Linked DNA regions of Homo sapiens: region 2 is linked to region 1. The links are chromatin contacts, found by Hi-C or POLR2A ChIA-PET in ENCODE. All regions are on one chromosome and are shown on one strand. Each heading gives the region's core, a stretch centred on a gene start or an enhancer-like site at or near the end of the contact. The rest is flanking DNA. Distances are from core to core; before and after follow the strand shown. Region 1 holds the start of GOLGA3 (golgin A3). Region 2 holds the start of ZNF268 (zinc finger protein 268).

Region 1 (2,700 bases), core at 198-2,697:
TCACATTTAGCCTGTTTCCTCACCAGTAAAACAATGAGAAAATGAACGCAAAATTTTGCCAGGATTAAATATAACAAGGCACAGAGTCTGTCCCGTGTCCTCAATAAAATGACAGTAATTATCACGATTTTCCCTTTAGTTGTTGCTTGTCAAAATCGCTAAAAGCCAACTGAAGGCATTCTCACTTGGGAAAGTATGCTACTTCTTAAGGCAATCGGGGGAAAAAAAGCTCCTCTTCAATCTGAGTGATGTCAGATGATTTATTTCCTTCTTGCCATTTAAGGTATACTGCCTGAAAAGATATTAAAGGGTTATAAAGCGCTATGTTGATGTCGTTTAAAAGACAGTTCAAAATAATCCACGACGACGGGTGTGGCTGCTCACACCTGTAACACCAGCACTTTGGGAGGCTGGGGTGGGAGGATCGCTTGAGGCCAGGAGTTCCACACCAGCCTGGGCAATACAGCAACACACCCAGTCTCTTAAAAAAAAAAAAAAAATCCATGAGTCATCTGTAAATGGCTTACACTGGCCCAGTGACAATAAACTCCAACCTCTTAAGAATCCAGCACCTGCCTACACCAACATCCTTACCGCCATCGCTTTCCCCCTTTGCCATTACACTGTGGCCACATCCTCCGCCCTCAGGGTCTTCAAACTTTCTGCCTGAGGCGCGCTTTTCTCACAATTTTGCCTGGCTTGCTTCTCGTCATAGAGGCCTTAGCACGGAAGTCGCCCGCCCCCCAGGCTCCCACTTAGAGTAGCGGACCCCACCCAACCACCGCCCGGTACCCTCTCGCTGGCGACCCTGGGTGTCCCTGTCCTAGGTGGGCTCCGCGGGGGCAGTGACCCAGACCCACAATACCCAGGACCCGCCACACGACTGACATTCGTCGGGTTCATACCCGTGACAACGCCCGGCCCCACTCGCTCTGGCCACCTGGAATGAAGACAAGTCGGCCAGCGACAAAGACAAACAAGGAAGTACACGGACTCCTGAAACCCCGACTTCCCACGAACCACCCGACACCATGTCACGCCTTTCAGCTGCAAAGGGCCAGGCTAAAGCAAGCACTGCCCGAGTGGTGGCAGTGGACAGCTTCGGGACAGGCCGCGCTCGTCGGGCGCAGACAAGCATTCAGGAGGGCTCGCGGGCACCGGCATTTACAGAGCCAGCTCCGCCGCAGCTGAAGGCGGGCGCCCAGGCCCGAGGCCACCGCAGCGAGGCGGGGGTGACTGGAACGGGGCCGTCCCGCCACGCTGCAGGGACGCGCCCAGGCCCCGCCGCCGCCCCTCGAGCCTCCCCCGCCCATGCACTGCGGGAGCGGGAGCGGGAGCGGGAGCCCGAGCCCCGAGGCGCCGCGGCCTCCGAGCCCCTCACCCTGCTGCTCTGGCAGCCCCGGAGGCCGCCCGGCCCGGATGCTCCGGCGGAGACGTGGCCGTGAGAGGGGCGGGGCGAGCGGTGCATCGGCCTCGGGTCCCCGGAAACAGCCTGCACGCGCTACTTTCGTTCCGGAACAGAGAACGTCCTCCTCTTCTTCAAGTGGCCACCCTAGGGCCGGGGACCCTCTGCCCACAGGGTCCGGATCGAGCTCACCTCCGACTGTGATGAGGCCGCCTTCAGAAAGTGACCTTAAGAGTTTGCGGACCTTTCCCTAGTAGAAACGCAACTTCCGGAACTGCAGGACCAACTCTTTCAGGAAGCTGAACCGAGCTTCCGGCGGAAGTGGCGTGGCCGGGGCTCGGCATGGGCGCGGCCGAGCTCGGTGTGGGCGTGACTTCCCCGCCCGCCCTAGTCGGGTCCCCGCCCCAACCCCGCACCTCCACCCGGCCGGCGCCCTTCGCGCTTCAGGTGCCAGATCAAAGGCGACGCTGCTTTGGACCCTATTTGCTTCCCCTTTAAAAAGGGCAAAGCTGGACGGCGCGGGCCGCTGGCCGCTGGGGAACGGCTTTCCACCTTCCCTCATCCGCCAGGCCGCTCTTCCAGCTGTCAGGAAGGAAATGGCCTGGAGGGCGCCTCGGGGTCCTCTGTGATGTTGCGCTCATCTCTGCGGATTTTGGAATACGCTTCAGTCTACGAAGTTTTCTGGGATTTTGATGGGAACTGCTGCAGATCGTTTGGGGAGCACGGGCATCGCTGACTCGGTCCTTCATCTGCGTCCCTGGTGGCCCCTCCATTTATTTCGGTCTTTTGATTTCTTCCACCAGCATTTTGTAATTTCAGCATACAGATTCTGCACCTTTTAAGTTTATAGTATTTCACATCAAACAACTGTAACACTGCGTTTTTGACGTTTTCCACGTGTTCACTGTTGGTCTACACAAATGTGATGAATTCTATGTTGATTTTCTTATCCTGAGACCTCGCTGAACTCATTAGTTTGAGGGTTCATTTGGTGTTTTGCGGTTGTTGTTGTAAAATCCTTGTATTTTTTACATGGGCCATCATGTTATCTGCAAATGCAAATTCTAACACAAAATGATCAGACTGAGGCGTAAAATATACAACTTTTAGAAGAAAACAGAATTTCTCACATCTAGAGCTTGGGGAAGAGTTCTTAGATCTGACCAAAAAAACACAATTCACAAAAGAAGTTGATAGAGTAAACTTCATGAAAAAATTAGAAACTTTTCACCGGATGCGGTGGCTCACGCCTGTAATCCCAACACTTTGGGAGGCCAAGGTGGGCGGATTACCTG
Region 2 (2,700 bases), core at 182-2,681, 350 kb after region 1:
GTGAGAAAGTGAAATTAGTATAACCTATGGAAAACAGTGTGGAGAATTCTCAAAGAACTAAAAATAGAATTACCATTTGATAAAGCAATCCTGTTACTGAGTATCTACCCAAAGGAAATCATTATATATATAAAAAAAATACCTGCACTCATATGTTTATCACAGCACTATTCACAATATCACAGGTATGGAATTAACCTAAATGTCCATGAATGGATGAATAAAGAAAATGTGTTATATATACACAATGGAATACTATTCAGCCATAAGAAAGAATGAAATTGTCTTTTGCAGCATCATGGATGGAACTAGTGGCCACTATCTTCAGTGAAACAACTCAGGCACAGAAAGAAAAACACATGTTTTCACTTTAAGTATGAGCTAAAGGATATGTACACATGGATGTAGAGTGTGGGATGATAGACAATGAAGACTCAAAAGGTGTGGGGGGGTTTCAGGGATAATCATAAATTACCTGACTGGTACAATGCATATAACGTACTATAGGGCGTGGATACCTTAAAAGCCTTGACATCACCACTACACAACTGATGCATGTAACAAAATTACACTTGTACCTCATAAATTTATAAAAGTTTTTAAAAGCCAAAAACAAAAGAATTCTAGAAAACTTGTATCTGCCTCTGTGAATGTCACCTCTTCCCAATACTTAAGATCAATAATGATTAGTGGATATTTTCCGTTGGTGCAAAAGTAAGTAATTGCGGCTTTTGCCATTAAAGTAAACCAATATTTTCCAACTGGCCAATACATGATGTTACGAAATCATGCGTGATAAAAGAATCCATTCAAAGTGCAGTGTAGACCAACGGATTTTATGTAATAGAGTAGAAAAAGTTCATCTACGTGGTTTCAGATTGTACACTAACAAAACTATCCCTTGTTCGACTTGTATCTTTATATACTTTAACAAAAACAACATACGCAACAGATTAAACATAGAAGCAGATATGAGAATCCAGCTTTCTAGTAAGTCAGAAAAGACTTAAAAAGCGAAGCCACTCCTTACTAAATTTTTTCTTTTGTAAAATATATGTAATTTTCATTAAAATATTATTTATGTTAACATGTAATGGGAATTTTACGAATCTGTTATTAAAGTGTAAAGCAAAATAAGACTTTTACCATTTCAGTAAAGCAGGGACTAGAACACTTGTAACCTAATTTACATCCCTCCAACCGTTGAGCCATTGGTGTCAAGTATTTTAATTCTCTTTAAAATTTAAAACCTGCAAGCGCGGGAGCTCAGGGACCTGGCCAGGAAGGCCTGAGCTTCCGGGTCATCTTAGCACGCCCCCTCCCGGTGGCCCTTGGCCGGAGCCCTCCGGCGCGGGAGTAACTCCTCGCAGAGGCCTCTGGGAGTTGTAGTTTTTTTGCCTTTGCCTCTCCATGACGCAATTCCTGTGCGACATACGTAGCGGCCGCCATTGTTCCGCGCCGATGGCGAGATCCTTGTTCCTCAGATAGCGTTCATCGCCCGTCGTGGTCAACGGGCCAGCCGAGTCTGGAGTGGTTGCGAACCCTTCTGGCTGCAGATCTGGAGGTGGAGGCAGTACCCTGGACTCTATTCTGCTGCCCCTTCAGGGTTTGGAGGAGCCGGAGGTGCGGAATTCCTCCGGTTTCAAGGCGGCGGGACGGGACAGAACTAATCTGCCTTAGCTCTCTCCTGCTGCTGACCCGGGGCGGTTGCCTGACCCTAACCTGTGTGTTGGTGAGGGTGTGGAGATGGTGAATCCCGTGCTGTGGGAGGGAAGGAGCCTCAGCTCCGAGAATGGCAGGCAGCCCTGGTGCCTCGGACCCTCCCCCTCTGGGTTTGGGGACTGCTGGGTGACCTCTTTCTTCACTGTGCTCTCTCTTCTAGCATCCCTCGCGTCCTGTCACTTCCAGCGAGGCACACAAAACTGACCGTAGGGATGGCCACCAGGGTCCGGACAGCTTCTATTTGGGTGAGTAGGGGTTTTCTTTCATTCTTGAAAAGCTCTCCCTGAATGCCAACGTGTGCGCACTCCATCTACTCCAGTCTGAATTTGCCAGGAGCTTTCTCACCCCACCGCTCTTTTAGGCAACTGGATCGTCATTTATAGCATGTTAGACTTTCCAGAAATGCTTCTTGTCATCCGACTTCCTTTTTTCCTCCTTTCATCAATCTCTTTTCTAACAACTTTGTACGCTGAACTTTGGAGTTAAACAAGGGATACTCACACATCTTTCAGTTTTTTCAGCCTTTATTTACTGAGGGCCTTCTGTATCTGGGATCTTTAAACCTTATTTTGGAAATTACAAACTTTTTTATTCACTTGTTCAACATTTTTTTTTATTGTATTTTGTTTGCTGGACCCTGGGGCAGGTGCTAAAAATGCAAAGATGGGTTGCTTATCATCCCTGTCTTGAAGAACAGTGGTCTAGGAATGGTGGATAAGAAAGACAATGACAAGTTAATGAGTGCTCTGGGAGCAGGCTGTGGAAATACACGGAGACATGCAGGAATGGGTCAGTTTTGGAAGTAAGGACACCCCCTAACCCCTTACTCCCAAATGCTTCAATGATTAAGAGATTCTTAACCTTAGGTTTGAAAGATGACAAACCTAAAGTAGACAAAGGATTAAAACCAGCCTAGGAAAAAGAAGTAACGTGCAAATTTGAGAGGCTTGAAATGACCTCATGTGGTGAACTTTGGGC

The links. Hi-C counts contacts between places; a loop is a spot of excess contacts on that map. ChIA-PET counts read pairs that join two places held with the same protein, here RNA polymerase II (POLR2A). Pooled maps may share reads with other maps.
Region 2: a map of naive thymus-derived CD4-positive, alpha-beta T cell shows a loop between it and region 1 (23-fold over the local background). The contact joins the promoter of ZNF268 here to the promoter of GOLGA3 in region 1. A Hi-C loop is called at or near these places in 1 of 168 maps with a recorded cell type or tissue (naive thymus-derived CD4-positive, alpha-beta T cell), 5 of 37 single-sample maps with no recorded cell type and 12 of 50 pooled maps. POLR2A ChIA-PET finds 5 or more read pairs at or near these places in 3 of 52 experiments (CD4-positive, alpha-beta T cell, GM12878 and activated B cell).

Annotation. Positions count from the first base shown.
Region 1 is chr12:132,827,422-132,830,121 of GRCh38, forward strand. GOLGA3 (golgin A3) reads right to left here and starts at 1,448. Exons shown (of 24, transcript NM_001389683.1): 1 at 1,382-1,448. RefSeq lists silencers at 726-825, 1,326-1,385, 1,756-1,965 and an enhancer at 1,536-1,675.
Region 2 is chr12:133,180,064-133,182,763 of GRCh38, forward strand. It overlaps ZNF268 (zinc finger protein 268), which reads left to right and starts at 1,432. Exons shown (of 6, transcript NM_003415.3): 1 at 1,432-1,623; 2 at 1,883-1,967. The coding sequence starts at 1,935. RefSeq lists enhancers at 1,150-1,674, 1,270-1,579, 1,620-1,819.